Regions from separate parts of the Homo sapiens genome. Here regions 2 and 3 are each linked to region 1. The links are chromatin contacts, found by Hi-C in ENCODE. All regions are on one chromosome and are shown on one strand. Each heading gives the region's core, a stretch centred on a gene start or an enhancer-like site at or near the end of the contact. The rest is flanking DNA. Distances are from core to core; before and after follow the strand shown.

What was found. Hi-C counts contacts between places; a loop is a spot of excess contacts on that map. Pooled maps may share reads with other maps.
Region 2: a map with no recorded cell type shows a loop between it and region 1 (2.3-fold over the local background). The contact joins two enhancer-like sites. A Hi-C loop is called at or near these places in 2 of 37 single-sample maps with no recorded cell type and 3 of 50 pooled maps.
Region 3: a loop to region 1 is called in a pooled map, with 4 times the contacts of the local background. The contact joins two enhancer-like sites. A Hi-C loop is called at or near these places in 2 of 37 single-sample maps with no recorded cell type and 3 of 50 pooled maps.

Annotation. Positions count from the first base shown.
Region 1 is chr11:121,765,855-121,769,389 of GRCh38, forward strand. No RefSeq gene overlaps it. Among named protein-coding and RNA genes, the nearest start is that of SORL1-AS1, 310 kb to the left of the region's middle. RefSeq lists an enhancer at 1,948-1,997. Within about 2 kb of position 1,742, at least 2 of the 41 ENCODE cell types and tissues checked have a DNase peak (open chromatin) inside an H3K27ac peak, as active enhancers do.
Region 2 is chr11:121,230,261-121,233,737 of GRCh38, forward strand. No RefSeq gene overlaps it. Among named protein-coding and RNA genes, the nearest start is that of SC5D, 61 kb to the right of the region's middle. Within about 2 kb of position 1,476, at least 2 of the 41 ENCODE cell types and tissues checked have a DNase peak (open chromatin) inside an H3K27ac peak, as active enhancers do.
Region 3 is chr11:122,744,862-122,748,762 of GRCh38, forward strand. The region is part of intron 1 of UBASH3B (ubiquitin associated and SH3 domain containing B); the gene reads left to right. Among named protein-coding and RNA genes, the nearest start is that of UBASH3B, 91 kb to the left of the region's middle. RefSeq lists an enhancer at 1-583. Within about 2 kb of position 1,455, at least 8 of the 41 ENCODE cell types and tissues checked have a DNase peak (open chromatin) inside an H3K27ac peak, as active enhancers do.

The sequences.
Region 1 (3,535 bases), core at 492-2,991:
ATAAACCATCAGTTTCTCCAGTGTCTTGTGTTTCCTGCCTGCTGTGGCTGGAATTTTATGGGACTAATCAGGTTTTGCTTTCTTCACACCCCGTCTCTTCACCATCCATGCGGCCCTCTTGACTCTTATCCCCCTACCCTCACCTTCATGGTGCGTGGGCCTATTAAATGGTGTCCAGTCCAATTTCTGGCACCCAATAAATCTAAATTTTCAAGCTTGGGAAGCCGGGCTCACCCACTGGCACCCAGATAAATGAGTCCTCCGTGAGAAACCCACACTGGTCATTACTCAAGACTCTCCTAAAACCTCGACACAGGCTTCCTGCCTGAGAGACTCAAAGTGCCCCTTGACTCCCTTACCTTCTGGAAAAGAAAATGTTCCCCCACCCCATCACAGGGACTGAAGTCATCTCCAGCTCTCCCCGCTCCAGACCGATGCTCAAAGCGGCTGGAGCCCCCGACTCTTGGCCCCCAGCCGGCCCCCACGTCATTGCCCACTGCAACGTCTTTGAAATGAGACTTAATATCCAGCACACGCGCGTGCACTGTTCAGCTCGCAGGGGCTCCGAGCATGGAGCTGAACAAAGAACCTCCGTGCAGAGGTTTCATTGTTCGCAAAAAGCACTACCAATGAGGGCTTTTCTCCCAGTGGTGAATCTCTCGCCCTTTTGGCGGAGGGTACTGTTTCAACACCCTAAATCTAGCTCTTCCATCTGATTGACAGCAGCCCTAAAATTGTCCAGGTGTGAGGAAGAGGATTGTCGGGGTTGAGGGCCTTTGAGATCAGGTTAGCTTTCTAGAAAACTGGTGGGTAGGAGGGTCCAAGAGCCAGGACTCCTGGGAGGAAACCGGGGTCAGGGTCTGTGTTTCATTCAGAGAGGGGAGACCTGGAGAGCATGATATGCTCTTGGGAAGTTGGAGACTATTTGTATTTACTTATTTGTTATTTTGACTTGTGAAATTATCCCCTTTCACTCTGTCAGGCTTCTGAGTCTGCACAATAAAAATTAATTACAATGAATTAGAACCTTTATAAACCACCCTTAATAGAACAGCGGCTCAGAGACAGCCCCTCCTCTGGCTTCTCGGCGGTCTACAGTTTAAAATTCGATCAGGAAATAATACTTCAAGAAGACAAATGTCTCTAAAATAAAGTATCTGTTTTTGGCTTTTATGGAATAAATCCTGGAAGTAATAGGATGCTGTGATGGTTAGCTTTCTGTGTCGATTTAGCTAGGCTATAGTATCCCATCATTTAATCAAGCACTAATCCACATGTAGCTTCGATGGTATTTTGTAAACGTGGTTAACAGCTACAGCTGGTTGATTTTAAGTAGATTACGTTGGATAGTGCAAATGGGTCTTATCCAATCAGTTAAAGGTCTTAAGAGCAAAAACTGAGGTTTCCTAGAGAAGAAAAGATTCTGCCTCAAAACTGCAGCATCAATGCCTGCCTGAGTTTCCTGAACTGGCTGGCCTGTGCTACACATTTCAGACTTGTGTCTGGCCCCTGCAATCCTATGAGGCAATTTCTTGAAATAAATCTCTTTAAATAAATAAATGAAAGTTTCTATCTCTATTCTACATTTCTATATCTATGTATTATTGATTCTGTTTCTCTGGAGAAGACTGAATAATGAAGGTATTTCAAAATCTTATGCTGAATTGAAATTGTTCATTGTGTAAGTACCTTCAGGGCAGGATGACAGTTCCTCTTTCTTTTCTGAGCATGAGGCATTATGCTGCACACAGGGTAGGAATTTATGAAGCGCTTACTGAAGTCACCGGAAACCCCAAGAAGCCCCATCATGCTTTTTTCAGCTTCTGCTCCTGCACTTTCAGTTCAAGTGGAAACATTTGCTCCTTCTCATTCACACAAGACTAATCAGCCTGACTTGGGAGTCCAGCTCTTCTCATGACCTTCCCATAACCTTGTGAAGTACTGATGCTCCCATCCGTCTCTACCTTTAAAAGCTGTGAGCCGAACCACACCTTCCCCAAAGGCCTCACTGCAGAGAGCCCAGGCGCATCACTTGGTCTTGCCTCCTAGCACTTGTACCTGAGAGCCTTTAGGTTTACCTCCGTTGTTCTGTTCTGGCCTGGCATTGTGAGATGATGTCCTCCCTTTCTCATTAGCGGGTGGTCCCTCTGGGGGAATTCCAGGCTCTGATGTTGTGGAACATGTATGGCCTTTGGAATTAGCCAGACCCAGTTTGAGCCCCAGTTTTCATACAAACATTGAGAACCTGATGAAGTCATGTACATTTTCTGAGGCTCAGTTTTCTTATTAGTAAAATGGCAGTAAAGTGACTCATAAGGACATGTGAGGAATAAATAAAGCAAATAGAGAGTTATCATTTATTATTTTAAAATTAGCAACAAAACATATATTTCTCTGTGTTAGTCCGGGTTCTCTAGAGGAACCGAACCAATAGGATAGATGTATATTTGAAGGGGAGTTTATTAAGCAGTACTGACGCACACAATCACAAGGCGAAGTCCCATAATAGGCAGTCTGCAAGCTGAGGAGCAAAGAAGCCAGTCCGAGTCCCAAAATCTCAAAAGTAGGGAAGCCAACAGTGCAGCCTTCAGTCTGTGGCGGAAGGTCCGAGAGCCCCTGGCAAATCACTGGTGTAAGTCCAAGAGTGCAAAAGCTGAAGAACTTGGAGTCTGATGTTCGAGGGCAAGAAGCAACCAGCACAGGAGAAAGATGGAAGGCAGAAGACTCAGCAAGTCTAGTCCTGCTTTATCCTAGCCACACTGGCAGCTGATTAGATGATGTCCACCCAGATTGAAGGTGGGTCTGCTTCTCTCAGCCCACTGACTCAAATGTTAATCTCCTTTGGCAACCCCCTCACAGACACACCTAGGAACAATCCTTTGCATCCTTCAATCCAATCAAGTTGACACTCAATATTTACCATCACATTCCCCTAATGAAGTTTTCTGTGGAATGTGAAATATAAAGCAGGTAAGATAAGCGCTACTCTGGTTGGTTCTAAGGAAAGCTTCTTACTTGTGCACTGGGACTCCCATTCTCTGTCCTTTTCAAGGGCATGCCTTCAGCAATGCTGTCTCTGTCTATTATATTACATGTAACACTGCTCTACTGGATCATCCCTGCCAGCCTGAGAACATGATGGCATAGCCTCCATCTTTCAACCAACCAACCAACAAACCAACCAAGCCATCATCAACCAAGCAAAAAAAATTCATCTTCCCTTACCCTACATGCCTCTGAAGTTACTACCCCACTTCTGCCCTCTTCTTTCCAGCAAAGTTCACTGACAGAGTTGTCTATGTGTTGTTTGTTTTCTCTCTTCTTGTTCTTTCTTGAATCCACTCAGTCTTTGTTCTCACTATTCCACTAGTCCGCAGCCCCAGTGGAGGTTGAAAAAGACCTTCACATTGCCAGAAGGTCTTTTATGATTGATTTTTAGCCACAGTGGATCACATCTTCACCTTGAGGTAGTTTCTTCACTAGTCCTTGGGGAACCACTCACTCTTGGTTCTCCTACCTCACTGACAGTTCCTCC
Region 2 (3,477 bases), core at 226-2,725, 540 kb before region 1:
TCAGGAAGTAAATAGGGATTTGCGAATGATTGTAACTCAAGCATCTACCTTCCTCTCTTGAGGGGGCACTTTCCTCTGGCATGTTGAGGGGTTGGTGCTGTGTTGTCTCCTGAGTCAGTTCTTGCTACAGTTGCCGTTTGAGCCTCTCTTCTGGTTTCTGCTTAATTCATATCTGCTCATTACTTAGAACTCTCAGACGAAACTCCCTTGATATAATGCTGTAATAGTCAAGAGAGTCTCAATGGAGATGTGCTCAGGTGGATTCAGTCTGGTGGAGACCATGGGAATCTCCTTAGAGAAAGCTTCTCTTGTGCCAAGTCTTGGAGGGCACAAGGGAATTGGCTAGGTAAATGAAAATGCCCTCTAGGGAGGGATAGCATGGTGTACTTACTAGTTCAGGCAAAAGGGTGAATCTGGAGCTGAGAGACAATAAATTGATACCTGGAGCAGTGCACTTGTACTTTCCATGCAAGCTGTTTGGGTAGCTGGAATTAAGAGGTCAAGTAAGGACATACAGGAGACGAATCTCTAGAAGTAACTAGATTACCATGTTAGGCTGTTTTTGCATCACTCTAAATAAATACCTGAGGCTGGGTAATTTATAAAGAAAGGGGGTTTAATTGGCTTATGGTTCTGCTGGCCATACAAGAAGCAAAGTACCAGGGTCTGCTCCTGGTGAGGGCATCAGGAAGCTTCCAGTCACAGTGAAAGGTGAAGCAGGAGCAGCCGCATCACATGGCAAGAGCTGAGAGCAAGAGAGAGAGAGCACGGAGAGATGCCACACACTTTCAAACAACCAGATCACATGTGTGGGAACTCGGAGCAAGCACTCACTCATTACCAAGAGGATGATGCTAAGCCATTCATAAAGGATCTGTCCCCATGATCCAATACCTCCCCTTAAACCCCAACTCCAACATTGGAGGTCATATTTCAACGTGAGATTTGGAGGGAACAAAAGTCAAAACTGTATCAATCATGAAGGATATTGATATTATAGGATAGGCAATGTTTGCAGAATTGAGTATGGTCTGCAATTACTTCCCTTTACTTCATATTTTTACTATTCTTTGCTGCCTGATTTGAACGTGTTTTCATCCTCCCACCCATCCCTTCTCTTGCCTGGTTTTTCTGCCACTGGTGATCTAGCAGTTTAGTTCTTTTTTTTTTTTCCAGCAAAAGAGCATCGATTTCTCAATAGCAATTTAGTTCTGTCTCATCTAGTTAACATATGCATTCTTAAATGCTTTCTATACTTGTCTCACATTCTCCTACCTTCAGCTCCTGACAACTGCCTGATTTGCTCTGTATTTCCAAAGCTAAATTAGTAAGAGAGGGAATTAGATAGTTTAGATAATTCCTTTCTTCTCTATCTAACAGAACTTTTCATGACAGCCCTATCATGAGCTACTAGCCTGACCTTGGATTGGCTGCCCTTGGGTCAGACTCCAGGCCTGGTGGTATCTGGCAGGAAGGGCAATTTCGATAAGGTCACAGAAATCACATGGACAGAATGTGCCTGCCAAAGGCTGTTCCTTCAGTCGGAACTGTAAGCAGGGCTTTTGCCCTTTGACCAGGCCAAGGGAAGCAGGCCTTGTCATGCAGGGGTTCAAGGTCCAGCTCCACCACTTACTAGCCTTGAGTAAGCTATTTAGTCTTGTTAGAGCACCAGATCTCAAAACTTTAAATTGAGAATGAAAAATACGTAACTTGCAGAATGAGTGTGAGAATTAGAGATCGTATATAAAATACCTGCTTCACGGCAATTACATGATAAATAGTAACAAACAAGGTGGGAGGGTCACTTGAGCCCAGGCGTTTGAGATCAACCTGGGCAACATAGTGAGACCCCATTTCTAACAAAATGTTTAAAAAATTAGCCTGGCGTGCTGGTCCATGCCTGTAGTCCCAGCTACTTGGGAAGCCGAGGAGTTTGATGCAGCAGTAAGCCATGATTATGTCACTGCACTCCAAAAAACAAAAGAAAGAAGCACAGAATGTTTAACCTAGTCTTAAAATGAGACTTTCCCTACCCATTGCCTCTATTGTTGAACATTTTAAGTTTATCCCAATTTTCCATTTTTATAATTAATGCTGCAGTAAACATTATCATGAATATAGTTCTCTCTTTTGAATTATTTTAAGATAAATCCTTAAGATATGCTTTACTAGAACAAAGGATATAAATATCTCTATGGATTTTAACGCATATTGTCAAAGAGGAATCCAAAATAAATTAATGAGTAATGCCAAAAAATGTTAAGAACTTGCCAGTTACCTTGAAGACATACCTGAATTAAATATTATGCTTGTTTTTTTTTCTTTTGGGTTTAGTAGATATAAATGAGATCTTGCTATGATTTGTTATTATGACTAACAATATTAGATTTTAAAATGGCTATTGATTTTCATTTTGTGTGACTGAACTGCTCATGTACTGCTTATTGATGAGGTTACAAAGTGTATACAATATGTGCATATATATGGAATACACACACATATATACACATATGTATGCACATATATACACACACATACATACACAAATATACATACATATACACACACACATATATATCTCACTTATGATTCTTATCTCATTATAAAATTTTTATGTTTAACTTCATATACTCATAGCTTTCCACTCCATCATAATATTTGAAATTTCTGTTTTTATGTCAGCACCACATTTAAAATGCATTCTAACATGGGAAAGGAATAGCTCTTTTTCCTTGCTCTGTTCTTCTTCTTTTTTAAAGATCATTTATTATTATTGCCTACCAATTTATTCAAAATTAATTTCAGAATTATTTTATGGATTCTATAAAATAATTAGGTGGGAATTTTTATTGATGTTGATTAATGCAATCCATCCATTAGAGAAACTATTTTACTTCTTTACCAGTATAGAAGAGATTTCTGAAATATTCTTTTCTGTATACCAATATAATTTCATAATTTATCTTATGTAGTCATGCAGACCCCGACCTAATTCATAATATATATCTTTACTTTATTAGAGTCTTTATTGTTACTATTAATTTAAGCTGATTTCTCAGTTTTTGTGACTACAAATAATGCCTTCTTGTTACAAAATTTTAATCTCAGATAATTAATTTTTGAAGTATAGTTTTAAAAGGAAAGAAAGAAAGAAAACAAAGAAAGGAAGTAAAGGGAGAGAGGGAGGAAGAAAGAAGGGGGAATGGAAGGGAAATTTCAACCAAACTCCACTGTTTTCTAACATCTATTTGAATCTGTTTATATCTTTGTAAAAGCTATTTATATATTTCTTCTTTAAATAAATTATGATTATTTTATATATATATATATATATATATATATATATATATATATATATATATATATACACACACATACCCTTCTAGGATTTTCCTGAATTTTATTACCTACAAATAACAATACTGTTTTATTTCTTTCAAGTAATAACTTCTTATAACATTTTGTTTCTTTATTGTA
Region 3 (3,901 bases), core at 205-2,704, 980 kb after region 1:
CATGTGTGACTCTGTGTGTGTGTGTGTGTGTGTGTGTGCGCGCGCGCGCGCACTTGGGCACGTGAGTGTGCCGCACAGCCCGGGGAAGGGCAGCTGAGGCAGAGGACTTTCCTTGCAGGGGACCAGCCTGGTCTGGGGTCTGGGGAGAGGGTGTTGAGGAGCGGTGGTCCTCCCAGGGAGCCCGTCTGCCTGAGTGGCAAAAGCAAGGAGCAGGGTAACACTGGCATCTGCAAGCACGTCCTGGAAGCTGCCTGAGGCCTTCCATCCACACTGAAAGACTCACCTCTCAGCTTGTATCTTTTTTTTCTCTCAAACTTTAAAACAAATAATTTCTTACCACTCCAAAAATGCATTCCTGAGAAACTGGATCACGTAACAAACAGATTAGACTGTCAGCCTTCCTAGCTGGATGGGCAGGCAGCACGTCTAGTCCATTTTCCTATTCCCAGTACTTAGCACAGTTCCTGGTAGCTGGCAGGGGTCAGTGCATTCATTCAGCAAGTATTTATGGGGTGCTTACCATGTGGCAACACAGATCATAACAAAGTCTCTGATCTCAGGGAGTGTACAGCACTGGGGAGCATGATCACAGTCCCATGAATACATAGGTACATGTGACAGGTGCTGAAAATCTTGGATGAAAGAATGGATTCCGTTTCCAGCTCTTTCCATAGCTTTGTAGAAGAGACTCCGGCTTTTTCTGGCTATTGGGAGAGGCAAGGCCATAATCAATATGCCTTTCTTCCTTTACAAAGATATTATTGACCCACAGGCTTTGAAAACAAAAATTTTCCCTTAGTGAGAAAATATAAATGGATAAGCTTCATCTCCCCTGCCATGCCCTCTCTCACTCCTGTGACCACCTTGTGACTTCTTGGGTCCCTTCCCCCATTGCACCCGCTGTTCCGTCACTCTTGTCTGGGTAGCAAAATCCCACTTATCTATCAAGGCCCAGCTCAAATCCTGTCCCTTCTGGGGCAGAGGTCATCTCCCGATAGGTGACCCACCTGCATGCTTTAAATGACTGGGGGAGCACGTATATCACAGCATTACGATTATTTGCTCTGTGTTTGTTTTCTGTCTCAGCTGAGCTCCTTGAGGCCAGAGACTTTGTTTTGTCTATCACTGAAGTTCCCAGAGCCTGGCACGGGACCTCGTCCTTCTTAGATGTTCAACATGTGTGGGATGGATGAACGGATGGGTGGGTGGGCAGACGGATAATTAGATGAAGGCTCCGTGCCCGCCCTTGTGTCATGAAAGATATACACTACAAAGATGGCAACCTAGGACTGAGCTAAGGCCCAGGGACCATGCAAAGGATAGTGTTTCAACAGTGGCTGGCATTGAGTAGGGCAGCTTTTACGTTTTTATAAATAACCTGAAAAAGGAAGTTCAGACTGAAACTCACACGTCTATGGGTGACACAGAGCTCTTTCGGTAGGGAGGTTCCATGCCAAAAGGGTAGAGGAGGGGAGGATCCCCTAAGATATGAGTGGGCGGACAAGTGGAAGGTTGCTTCAGCGTGAACAAACTCAAACCACTGTATTGACGCGGAAGTTATCTGAGGTATAAGATGGTGCCTCCGGGTGATTAAGTTTGACAAGAAAGCGTCACTTCATTCAATCAATAAATTAAACACCTACTATGTGCTGGGCTTTGTGCTCAGGCCTTTACCTCCTACCCTTGAAGATCTCAGAGTCTAATGGAGAAGAATGCTTCCAATGTAGTGGGAAAAATAGACATAGAAGGAAATAATTAGAGATAAGACTGGAAGGGCTAATAGAAGAATGGTAGAGAGTGCTATGAGACTTCCGAAGAGAGCTGCTCTGCTATCTGTGGTGGGGAAGTCGGGAGGATTTATTCATTCTGTACTTATTTCATGAATAGTTCAGGGCATTTACCGTGTGCTCAGTTTTGAAGGCACCAAGTTAAACAGATATGGAGTCTTATCTCCAAAGAGCTTACAGTCCACTGGGAGTGATGGATAGGTAAAGTGTGGGAGGGGCCGTGAGGGGGGATTTGTGATTCAGAAAGGATTTCGCTGAATGGTGAAATCTTGACCTAAAGTCATCCTTTAAATTCATTAGGCAGAAAAGGGGGAATGTGGACAATCCCAGCAGAAAAAGCAAAGTGGGCAAAGGTTCAACAGAGAGAACACCAGGGTGTGTTTTGGAAACTGCCGAGGCTCCTGGCTGAAGCAGAGGCTGCGGGGTGGGGGTGGTCACCGGAGAGGCAGCTGGGCTGACAGGGGCCAGCACAGGCATGGCCAAGGATATGGGGAACCTCTGCAGGATTTTAAGCAGGACAGTGATGTGATCTAGATTAATGGTTAAGAAAGATTATTCTAGTCTTGGTGGAGGGTGGACTATAAATTGGAGAATGAAAGGGAGAGTGAAACCAGCAGCCAATAGGACCCCTAAAATCGTCTTAGCAAGAGCTTATGCACTGAGAACAGAATGAGTTAATAGACCCAGAACCAGTGGAGTGGAATTGTCCTGATGACACCAGCCAAGGAGTTTGGGGAAATGTTATTCTCTCACTGTGCATGTAAGGCACCCTGTGGGGACAGTGCTGAGCTTAGGACCTAGAGGCAGCATCAGATAGGAGGGGAGAAAAATACACCAGAGTCCTGGGGAGTGTGGGCTGGGCCATGGCTCTGTGTCCTTAGAGAGTTATGAGACTTGACTGAGCCCCCGTTGGGACTGCTGTGAGAAAGAAGCGGGATAACATATTATAAACAATAGCATCTGCAGCTGGAGTGATGTTGGGTGGTTTGGGTTCCTGTACGTTTGGAGACAGAGTCAAAGCTGGGGAACGTCTTTAAGCTTCTGAAAGCTTTCTTTATAGAGACGCAATGAAAATATTAGAGCTGTTCTATCTGGAAAGTACAAAGGGAGGATGCCAAAGTTTAAGTAAGCTTCATAGCACAGGCATGGAGAGGAACTCAAACTGCCTGGTTTCAAATCCTGCCTTTGTGACCTAAGATCCATATATTCCCTTGAGTGAGCTATTTAACCTTTCAAAGCCTCTGTTCCCTCATTTGTGTAACAGGGATAATAATGAGCTGACTGTTGTGAGGGTTAAATGATACAATGCAGGTAAAGAGCATAGTACATACACCACGTTACACATGATAAGCTTGTAAGTAGCAGCAGCTATGAAATCATTAACTGGGACAAAAGTCTGCACACTCAGTCCCCCAATCCTGCAAAAGGAGGATCCTGCAAAAGGAGAGCAAGAATACCTCCCTTGTGTTGGAAGAAACACATTGTGGCAAATAAGAAAAGGTGGAGCGACTTCACATAGTGGTTTAAAACTGACAAAATCCATCATTCCAAACAAATCGGTGTGGACAACTTCAGACCGTCATTCTGCCTTTCAGCTGTAGGTGGGAGTTGAGTAGCAGCTGCCATCTTTCTTTCATTGTTTTAACTTTTTGGAAATTATCAACATTCACAAAAGCAGAGAGGATAGTGTAATGAACCCCCATGTATCTTCATCCAGATTCAGTAACGATCAACATACCTCCAGTCTGGTTTCATCCCAGCTGCCCCTATAGACGGGCACGCGCCATCCCAGCTCCCTGTGCACTCGGAGAATTCTCTTCCTTACTTGCTTTTCCCTCAGTGGAAATGGAAAACAGCCTGTTGTTAATGTCATTTAATCTCAGTTTAGCTTCCTTTAGGTTGGGCTAAATAATTTACGTTTATGCAATTTATTACTACAAAGCATTTCTTGACATTTTCATCTTCTCCTTGATTCTTTGAATACCTCCATTTCCTCCCGTCCACAGAAGATTGTGAACCCAGAACAAGACACAAGAGCTCTGTGAGTGTCCATCCAAGGGTCGCAGTGACGTGAGGCTAAATGCAAGGCCTGCTGCCCACCCAACTCTAAGCGC